Regions from separate parts of the Homo sapiens genome. Here regions 1, 2 and 4 are each linked to region 3. A link is a loop called in an ENCODE intact Hi-C map of the cell type or tissue named here. Cell type or tissue: PC-3. All regions are shown on one strand. Region 1 overlaps RAD51B (RAD51 paralog B). Region 2 overlaps RAD51B (RAD51 paralog B). Region 3 overlaps RAD51B (RAD51 paralog B). Region 4 overlaps RAD51B (RAD51 paralog B).

The links. Peaks named below come from ENCODE experiments on the same cell type or tissue, not always from the same donor. Only the 100,000 strongest peaks of a DNase experiment are listed, where the experiment ranks them.
Region 1: it touches region 3 in a loop (3-fold over the local background); 13 of 110 quality-filtered maps call a loop at or near these places.
Region 2: a loop joins it to region 3, with 3 times the contacts of the local background. A loop is called at or near these places in 6 of 110 quality-filtered maps.
Region 4: it touches region 3 in a loop (2.8-fold over the local background); 4 of 110 quality-filtered maps call a loop at or near these places.

The regions. Positions count from the first base shown.
Region 1 is chr14:68,083,059-68,085,558 of GRCh38, reverse strand. The region is part of intron 7 of RAD51B (RAD51 paralog B); the gene reads right to left. Among named protein-coding and RNA genes, the nearest start is that of RAD51B, 260 kb to the right of the region's middle. In PC-3, a CTCF peak has its summit at 1,100 (motif pointing left); no DNase peak of the experiment used is centred here.
Region 2 is chr14:68,171,475-68,173,974 of GRCh38, reverse strand. The region is part of intron 7 of RAD51B (RAD51 paralog B); the gene reads right to left. Among named protein-coding and RNA genes, the nearest start is that of RAD51B, 350 kb to the right of the region's middle. In PC-3, no CTCF peak of the experiment used is centred here; DNase peaks (open chromatin) are centred at 1,124 and 1,664; H3K4me3 peaks cover 568 bases; H3K27ac peaks cover 2,417 bases.
Region 3 is chr14:68,230,794-68,233,293 of GRCh38, reverse strand. The region is part of intron 7 of RAD51B (RAD51 paralog B); the gene reads right to left. Among named protein-coding and RNA genes, the nearest start is that of RAD51B, 410 kb to the right of the region's middle. RefSeq lists enhancers at 312-681, 1-1,147. In PC-3, a CTCF peak has its summit at 1,244; DNase peaks (open chromatin) are centred at 503, 1,253 and 2,183; H3K4me3 peaks cover 1,753 bases; H3K27ac peaks cover 2,500 bases.
Region 4 is chr14:68,163,943-68,166,442 of GRCh38, reverse strand. The region is part of intron 7 of RAD51B (RAD51 paralog B); the gene reads right to left. The region is part of intron 2 of LOC105370546 (a long non-coding RNA gene); the gene reads left to right. Among named protein-coding and RNA genes, the nearest start is that of RAD51B, 350 kb to the right of the region's middle. In PC-3, no CTCF peak of the experiment used is centred here; no DNase peak of the experiment used is centred here; H3K27ac peaks cover 2,072 bases.

The DNA of each region.
Region 1 (2,500 bases), 150 kb after region 3:
TGTATTTTACTTGAACTCTTAGCTGAATTCAGAACCATAAAACACTCCCTTCTTTTTCAAACTCTCTCTTCCTTTGGCTTCCTTAACTATACACTCCTGATTTTCCTCATACTTCTCCAGTCCCTCCTCTCTTCAGTCCCTTGAAAAAGCTGCTCATAAGGTTGCTATACTAGGCCCTCTTCTCTATGCATTCTCCTTGGATAATGTTATCTACTTCCTTGATTTCAATTAAACTAGCTATATACCCTGAAGAACACCCAATCTATACATCCAGCCTAAATCTCTCTGTGTCTCTAGAAATGCAGACACTGTCTAAAGAACAGGAGGTACAATAAGGAACAAAACAGACACAATCCATTTATTTCCCAAGTTCACTGTCTAACTCTTCCTTGTGGATGTCTCAAAGGCAGCTCCAATTGGAAATGTCAAAAGCTGAAGTCAATTATCTGCTCCTATTCCAAAAGAAAGGACAGTTTTTCCTACTCTAGTCCTCATCTTAATGAAAGCCTGGAAATTATTCTTGACGCCTTCCTTTCTCCAGTTAATCACCAAATCCTAATGTTTTACCTTCTAAATATCTCTGTATAAAATTTCTTATAATTCCACTGTCACTACCAAAACCCAGGCAACCATCATTTCTCACCAATGTTATAGCTAGCAGCTTCTTAACTGGTCTACCATCAGACTTATTATCCACGGATTTTTTTTAACATACTGCCATAAGACACACACAGCAGCGTACAAGTCATCAGTATTGAGGCAGGCATATATATAGCAGGGGTTCAATATATTTTTGTTGAATGAATGAATCAATCAACCAACCAACCAATCCAGACTCCAAGGGTTACCTTTGCTGTTTCTTCAAAAATTTCCCCCAAATTGAGCAGTGGTCTTTGGAAAACAAAATATTACCCCAACATTTATGCCTTTGTTTTGCTCTGCTCCTCATGATTACAAATATTGGGGAAGTGCATCAGACTGATGAAAGCTGTTCAGGATCCATATTTAAACTCCAGTTGTGTAGGACCACCATGTATGTCCACAGCAGTTGTTCTGAACTGGGGACAATTTTGTCCCCCAAGGGAGTGCTGCTACTGGCATCTAGTGGGTAGAAGTCAGAGATGCTGCTAAATATCCTACAATGTACAGAACAGCCCCCAGTGACAAGGAATTATCTAGTACAAAATGTCCATAGTGCCCCAGAGGTCTATAGTTTCAAAAACAAGGCACTACCAAAAGCACTATTTCAAAATGTCACAGGATTAGGATGTTACAACAAGACAATAAACCTGTTAACTTCCTCTGTAAAATGAGATATGACACTTTCCATTTTCTAGGGTAAAAGTTAATGGGTTTCTCAGATTTTAAAAAACAGAGATAAAGTTTAAATAATGCCTTAGTGTTCCAACTTTAGGAATTTAAAAAATATTTACAACAAGTTCTAATAAGATTTATTAATTTCTTTACTGAAGGCTTCATTTTCTGCTCACTCCCAACAAAAATAAACACAATACTAAAATACCCCAACATGCACACACGTACACACTCAATGTCTTATCATTGCTTCTTACAGCTTTGGGAAACAAAAAGATTGTTTCTTTCTCACGTTCCCTCTCTGTCTTTTTCACTCTCTTTATTTAACCAACCATAATGTTGGTTATCGAGTTGTAGAGTAAGTTAATATAGTTCATAATGTAGTTATGGAGTAAGTTTTATTGTCGCTTGTACTTGTTAATGTGTTCCCATTCTCAAGATAAAAAATAAATAAGCAGAACTCTTCATGTTTCTCTCAGAAAACAAAAAAAATGCCAAAAACCTAAATTAATATGATTTACTTGCATGAATGGCAACTTACTTTTTTTCTATCAAGAAATATGAAATATTCTCCATTTTTATCTTTAATAAGTAACCACCAAACCAATGCTAATATATATCAGTTCTAATGGCTTTTTTCTACTAATTTTCTTTCCTAGATATCACGTTTTTAAGTATTGTACAATTTTCTGCACAACATCAGAGTAGGCTAAGAAACCAGCAGTTATGATACAACGAGCGCAAAATTTAGGGGAAAAGAATACTCCAGTGATCGAGTATCAAAACCTCCATTGCTTGCTGTGACAATATTCCTTTTTTGTGCTCCAGGCAATATCATCAAGATTTAGAGTAATCTGACATAAGTCAACAAACCTACTCAATGACTTTGTTGTGTGATTATTGCATCCAGTTACTACCTTCAGAGTTTGTGATCATTAAATGTACCAGCTGTGTCCTAAACGGAATTATCTGATACAGGCTGAAATTATATAGAAAGACCCTAAAATCAAAAAGTAAAACTGCTTTCATAATCTCTACTCCTCTCACTCTAAGATCTTAGGTGGTTCCCATTTTTTTAACCTCACTTTATTAAAAGATACCGTTTTCATGAACGCTATTTGAATCTCACCAAATAAAGTTTGTCTCTTCTAATTGAAACATAGGATATGTCACAATAACTGAAATC
Region 2 (2,500 bases), 59 kb after region 3:
CCATAATTACAAAGATGCCCTGCAGAGTAAGTTTCTAGTGGTTAAGATTTCAGTGGCTAGAAGTATCCCTTTCATGGACCAATATGTGGCCACAGATGTTAATATAATGACCTACATAGGAGTAGTTTGTATATTTTACTGATCTTAAGACTTTTACTCATCTTAAGACTGTTTCAAAGCTATGCATTCTTCCTTGAGTAAACATTTATCTGTGCAGTTGAATGGTTCCAGCCCAAGGAAAGAAGCCAGGAACATGGGTACTCCCTAATAGTCTGCTGCTGCTTCAATATGACAACAAGGGAGTCATTTCTCCTCTAAGTTCTCTCTACTGAGGAACTGAGACAGTCTATGAACCAGGACCAAGACCTTTCCACAAAATTACTCATATTGCATGTGATTCTTATCCCACAGAAGGTGCCAAGACCCAGGAATCCAAATCAATGAATAGTCACTCGTTCTTGTCACCTCTCAGATCCTGAGTAGGACTTCTCATTCAAAATCTACAGCCCAAAAGTTAATTCCCCACTTAGGTCTCACTGTACTTACTGGCTGCTGTCTTGGATAATAAAATCTTGGATTCTAAGGCCAGAGTGTTCCCACAGGCAGTATAGAAAGATGGCAATCAGCTCTTTGCAAAGAATATAAAGAATATTTTTCTATCTTGAAGTCTGACCTTATGTGGAAAAAGATCAAAGACCAAAATGTATTAACTACAAATGGCTCTAGCCAGCCCTACTTGGCTTTATATTATAAATAAGAAACAAAACAATACCTCCATGAGTTAAACACTGAGCTAAGTATACATGAGTGTACACTTATTTGAATTTGCCACTGACTTGCTGCAGAACTTTTGGCAAGTAAAACTTCTCTGAGTTCTACTTCTTCACCTGTAAAATTTAAAAATGATACTTTACAAACTAGGTTTTCACAAGCAATAAACTTTAAAATGCCTTGAAAAAATGCAAATGCCTGGAGCTGTATAATTAGCCACATCATCTTCAGACTAAAACAAAGGCCTAACTCCCTGTAATCCAGGTGTCCCTACACTCAATAATAAGAGACCTTGGAGATTTGGCTCAGAAATGAGTACACAGACTACAATACAGGAAGGGCAAACTACTGGGAAGGGAGGCCAATACTAGTTAATCATTCACAGGATTAAGTGTCTTATTTCTCTTTCATAACATAGGCTTGACTAGCTAGAAAGTTACCCAGCCAAGCACAAAAAGCCATCAGTGGTTAAAAGAAAATAATTGAATGAGAAAGGAACCATGGTTCGGGTCACATCATTTTAATTCTCTTAAGCTCTTTCTTTAAGGGCTTTTTTTTTCCACTTGAAGTTTGGGAAATATCAGTCAATCTAAATATATAGAAATTCAATTATTCTCCTTGCCTATATAACCTCTTAAATATTGTATAAATGAGCTCCCACAAGCTTATGGAATTTTATGGAGGAGTTTGGCAAGAGTTCACAATCCTGTTCTTAGCTACTTGCAAACGGTTATGTGACTTAGGAAAGCCTCTTAATCTAGCTAACCTTCTTATTCTCCAAATTAGAAAATAGAAATTATGAATTGGGCCCTGGCTAATGAAGGGACAAACCTGTCGGTATCTGGCTCTGTTTACATTTTGCAATGTGGTCAGAGGTTAAGTCAGTAAGGACGGGACAAATACACATGTAATAGATTAAGAATGTAATGACAGAAAATCATACAGGATCTACAACCTCCTAACTACTGACAAAGGATTTCTCTACCTTTTCAAAATGAGAACTAGGCGATTTAAGGGAGGAGGGAAGGTAAAAAGTGACACTGAGGGAGGTACAGTTGAACTGAAGACCTAACAGAATTTACTAGAAAGGAATGTATTAAAATTGACTGGTGGATATGCACATTTAAACATGGCTATGATACAGAGGTGTTGAAATATTTAGTATTTTCATCAGCCTAAAATAAGAATGAGAAATATGGCTGGGTGTGGTGGCTCACACCTGTAATCCCAGCACTTTGGGAGGCTGAGGTGGGTGGATCACTTGAGGTCAGGAGTTCGAAACCAGGCTGGCCAACATGGTGAAACCTTGTATCTACTAAAAATACAAAAATTAGCAGGGCTTGGTGGTGGGCATCTGCAATCCCAGTTACTTGGGAGGCTGAGGCAGGAGAATCTCTTGAACCCCGGAGGCAGAGGTTAAAGTGAACCGAGATCGCCCCATTGCACTCCAGCCTGGGCGACAGAGCGAGACTCCGTCACACACACAAAAAAAGAATGAGAAATATGACAAACAAGATGAAAGGTAATCACTGCCTACAAAACACTGCATTTAATATTTTCTTTAGAAACTAATAAAATTACAATTCCTAGTAAAAGACACTGTAGGCTGGGTGCGGTTCTTATGCCTGTAATCCCAGCACTTTGGGAGGCCGAGGTGGGTGGATCACCTGAGGTCAGGAGTTTGAGACGAGCCGGGCCAACATGGTGAAACACTGTCTCTACTAAAAAT
Region 3 (2,500 bases):
GGGAAAATATTAGTACCATGCTTAACTAATAATAAGCACTATCTGTGTGTTTACTGTTGCTGTTCTTGTTAGGGGGTTATAATCTGGCCTGTACTCCATCTAAATAGATATAAAAATAAGTGGTCACAATGAAATTCTACTGTCTAAACAACCAGCTTACAATATCTAACATTACATTAAGAAATGAACATACCCAAGTCTCCTAATGCACACAAAAATATTCTGCTTCAAACACATGAATGAGCCAATGGCCTGTGGATATAGCCCACATCCCAGCATCTGAAGACGGTATGCTTAAAAGCTTTTGGCAATATCTTCTAGATTTTTCTATAGACCAACATCAAGCCAATTTATCTGACCTCCTTGATCTACATAGCCCTTCCAGTACCTACAGCTATTTTTCTAGAGGCCTGAATGAGTCAGAACAAGAAAATGATTAATCAACTTGGAGAGATTTGAAAGCTGGAAGGGAGCCATCCTGTGAGTAAAAGCTCAGAGCTGTGGGACTGCAGCAGTTGGAAAGTTAGGGGATTTCCATGGTTGAAAACATTTGGCTGGCTTGCTATGGTCCTCTGACCTTGCAATAAGACAGACCAGACCAAGCTGGTGATTTACCTCTGACAATATCCTATGTCTGCTGACTCTGGCTGTTCACTCTGACTTGACAAAGTCAAAGTTATTCCCCCTGAGCCTTATGACTTTGGAACTGGCTCAGAAAATTTTCCTGTTTTTTCCTCCCAATGGATATCATTCTCAGACCTTGGCTTCACTTTTATGTACAGCGAGGCTTAAATTAAAAGTGTATGCAATGCACCTAGCACAGTGCTTGGCAAAAAGTTAGGTGGGTCTGCTCCTTTTTTAGGCCAGGTTGGTTTCCCAGCACCTGGGGGATATAGCACCATCTTGCTTTTCTTTTCTTTTTTTTTCTTTTTGCCAGTTGTTAACCTGCCAGTACCATTTAAAATCACTTTTCCTGCTTAAGGTTTGTATCACTTGCCACTGCTCCTTATTTCATCTATTCAAATTCTTCCAATTCCCTTTACTGGGGACTTGATTTCTGAAGTTGCTTATTTTGAAGATACTACTCTAGTATTATCTAACTTTTATATTCCAAAAGTACTACAGACACTGTTGTTGTCTTTTGTTTGCTGTTTAACATGTAATATTTTACTGATGTCAGGAAGGCTTCTCATATTTCCCAACTATTTATCTCTACGAGTGATGACTCTACTTCCATTTTCTTGCCCTTTTACTTTGTGTACACTGCCCTCTTTCTTCTTTCTTTCACTTGAGCATATGAATCACTTGGATTTTATTACTATTTATTATCATCTCTTTCTTTCCTGAGTCTGCTTTCTGTTCCATCACTGCATTTATATTACATTCCTGTGTCTACTATCAATAATAAGTTCAGCAAGATATTCTCATGCCTGATGATTGTTTATTGGTCTCCTGTCCCTGTTTCTCTCATTAACATCATTTATTTTCCCTGTATAATTTTTTCATTACCTTAGTAAAGAAATAGGGTTAGGCAAAGCTTTCTGCTTCTCTTCTCTACTAGAAAAGATCCAAGTCCTTCTCCATTCATTAAACATGGTCACATGTCTCATATATACATACAAATATATACATGTAAACCTTCACTGTGAGAATTCTTATCCATTGATTTGTAGATCACAAGGAACTTGTTGAGCAATGACAGCTGCTGCTTTTCAATGCACTGGCATGGTTGGGAGGGGGCTGGGGATTTTGCCTTTTGGCACACAAGTCAATAAACACATTGGAGATTAACAGCAAAGAGATAAGAAGCTTGGGTGTGGGGAGGACTAGAATGATGGTTTAGGGGAAAAGGAAAAAGGAGGGAATTTCAGGAAAAGGAATCGAAATTATAGATCAAATGACCAGATAACAAAAAGAAGGGGAGAGATTCAATAAGGTTGGAGGAAAGATTTAGAGAGAAAACAAGATTGGAGGAAGGAAAGTGGAGTGGTTAAGGATAAGAAAGAAATTAGGAACAGAGGCAAAGAGAGAAGAAAAAGGTGGCAACCAGCTGGTCATCCACTTGAGAAAGAAAGCATGAAGGAAAATATTTAAGAATAAGTAAATACAGTTGAGAAAACATTCCAAATCAATGTGTCATCCTCCTTTTAAAATCCCCTTTGTTATTAAAATATACCATCCACAATATGGCTTCTTGCTACAAATCCCTCAGCGGATAGAAGTAGAAATATCCCTCTAGCTATTTGTTTTGAGGTCAGTTACCCTAGTCAAAGCCCTCAAAGACTCAAATCCTGTCAGTCTACACAACTCAAAAGTGAGAAAGTAACTGGGATGTTCTTCTGACAGTTTAACTCCAATGACTGGCCCTAATGTTGACCTTCCATGTGTGATAATGATGATAGTAATTTTTCTCACATCAAAGAATTTTTTAAATTTATTCTACTCCAAGCAACTACAATGACCAAAGATGCCTCTTGCTAGTTACTGATTTACATTTTAA
Region 4 (2,500 bases), 67 kb after region 3:
AATTAAAAGAGAAAAAGAGTTAAATTTGGCAAATAATTCTTAAAGGAAAGACTAGTAAATATAATGAAAAAAATTTACTCCAAAGATTTACTATGCTGAACTGTAAAAATAATAATTAGTATTTTGTACCTATTGGTTACAGCACCTTTTATGCTTCGGACTATGAGAACTTTATACTTTCATTAGTTTTCACAACATGCCTGTCAGGTTGGCTAGTGGACTAGGACTTTTTTCTTCATGTATAGCTGGAGAAACTAAAAAAAAAAAAAAAAAAGAGCAGAAATAATGTACCTGGTCTTCCAGTAGGCCATTAAAATGAAGCTGAAAACAGAATACAGATCTCAACTTTTGGTTTACACTCTCTCCCCTATACTATCATCACCATCATTTTCATAACAATCATTGGTAGGTTACCACTGGGTATCGGGCACAATATTCATGGTACTGTGCCAGGCCACCCTCTTACAGCATAAGATATTAATGCCGAGATCATTGTAAAGGGGGAGGTATGAGTAGGGAACTTTCTCTAAAGCCTTTCAGCTATTTCTTTTATGTACTATGCTTACCAAATTAGATGGATTATTATACAGCATGCAAAACTAAAAATAATTTTATAAAGTACTTGCAACTTCGAGTATAAAGCCAATGAGAAAATATATTGTAGTAAAGAGAGTTGTTTTTAATCATTACTAAAAAAGGAAGTTTAATGAGGGAGACAAGAGCTGGCATGAGACTTAGAGCCCTGCACCACCAGGTTACCAGTACAAATCCAGTCCAGTCTTGGACTGACTAGAAGTTACTTTGATAAAATACTGTTTTGTTGGCTAGTGTGAAATAATGAGTCTGTTTCATGCCAGTTCTCACAAGACAAGAATTTACCTCACAAAAATAAATAGTACTTCTGACCCTAATAAAACTCTTTACCCAAGAGGAAAAAAAATGCATATGAATAAAGTGAATTTCTGCCTACCAGCCACTGTCTTCCCCATAAAAGCGGCCCCATTTTCACTGTTCCACCCAAATCAGTAACCTCTAGATGGCCATTATCTCTGTCTGGCAAAGCTTGCATGCCACTATGTAGTCCTATTTTTCTTCTGAGATGAACTATAGAGGTTTCCAGGTTTTTAAACATAATGTTAACTAGTACAAAGTTCCCAACAAGTTACTAATGGGACAAAAGAATAAATTTCATTTTAAAGTGATTTTAAAATCTCCATACAGAAGAACATCTGAAAGTACTTAAGAAATATACTTAAGTCCCTGTTGGTTGAAAGAAAAAAACAACCCTCCGTTTTACTCCATAAAGATTATTGAAAATACCATGCGATTAATGCTATTTATATGGCACTGAGTTCAACTCCAAAGGTAACACTTAACCACACTCTATTTACCAAGTTAATCTACCAGATTTGTTTACTTTGTCTGATTTACTAAGACAAATACGTGAGTGTCTAAAATGTTTTATCTGGCCCTGGGAAAGGAAAACTAAAGGAGTGTTGTGCTTTTATTAATAGATAAGTGCAAACAGGCCCATCCTATCAAATGAACAGCTAGGACCTTTGGCCACTGTTTACTGAAAATAAAATTAGGCTTGGCTGGCAGGTATTTATCAGATCTGAGAATAATTAACTACCCACATCTGGTACATGTTACTGAAAATGCTAGTGGGAACCATTACCTTTGGTAAGGGTTATTTTTCCTGAACAGCTAACATCCCCTCACAAACTATTGGAATGCACTCCCAAACACACTCAGAGCAACACCAAAAGCAGTTCCAAAGCTGTTTTCCCACTTCAACCCAACAGAAAAACAGTTTTAGAAATCTAAAAGAAATCACCAAAACATGGCTGGTTCCCACCACACTCCACAATGCTCACCAAGGGGATCACTAGCCCCAGAAAGCCCGCGGAGCTTTGCAAACACACAAGGGTCATTTTAACTTAACAATAACATTTTGCACTTTAAATCTTGTTTGTTTTTTAAGGACTTCAGGGAACTTCACCAATGTAGTATAAAATAAGTATAGTTTTCACAATTCAAAAGGAGAGCCTATGAGCCCACAGCTCCCATTATTAGACAGTTGAAAAGGCAATAATCAAATTCACGTACACTGTGCCTAGTTCATTTCTCTTCCATCCTAACAATTTCATTACCAGGTGATAGTCTTCATGATTTTATTAAAGGAAAGGAAATGCTCTAAGGCATTTATATAAATAAGGAATGCAAAGTAAATTGTTTTATATCATAGAAGTAAGAGACAGGAAATTTAAGGGCTCTGTAATTACTTTCCTGTGAAATTCTAAATAAGTCACTTGTTTAGTCAAGTGACCTGTCATCTCTGCTCTGTAAAATTGGGAATACCAAGCCCTATCACAAAGCAGTAAAGAGGAATAAACTGCTGATGGCACCAGGAAAATGTTTGTAAACAGATAAGAAATTTCAAATCTTCAAGAACATTTCTTCTCAAGAAAAATAGGACCATATTAATAATATATTAATT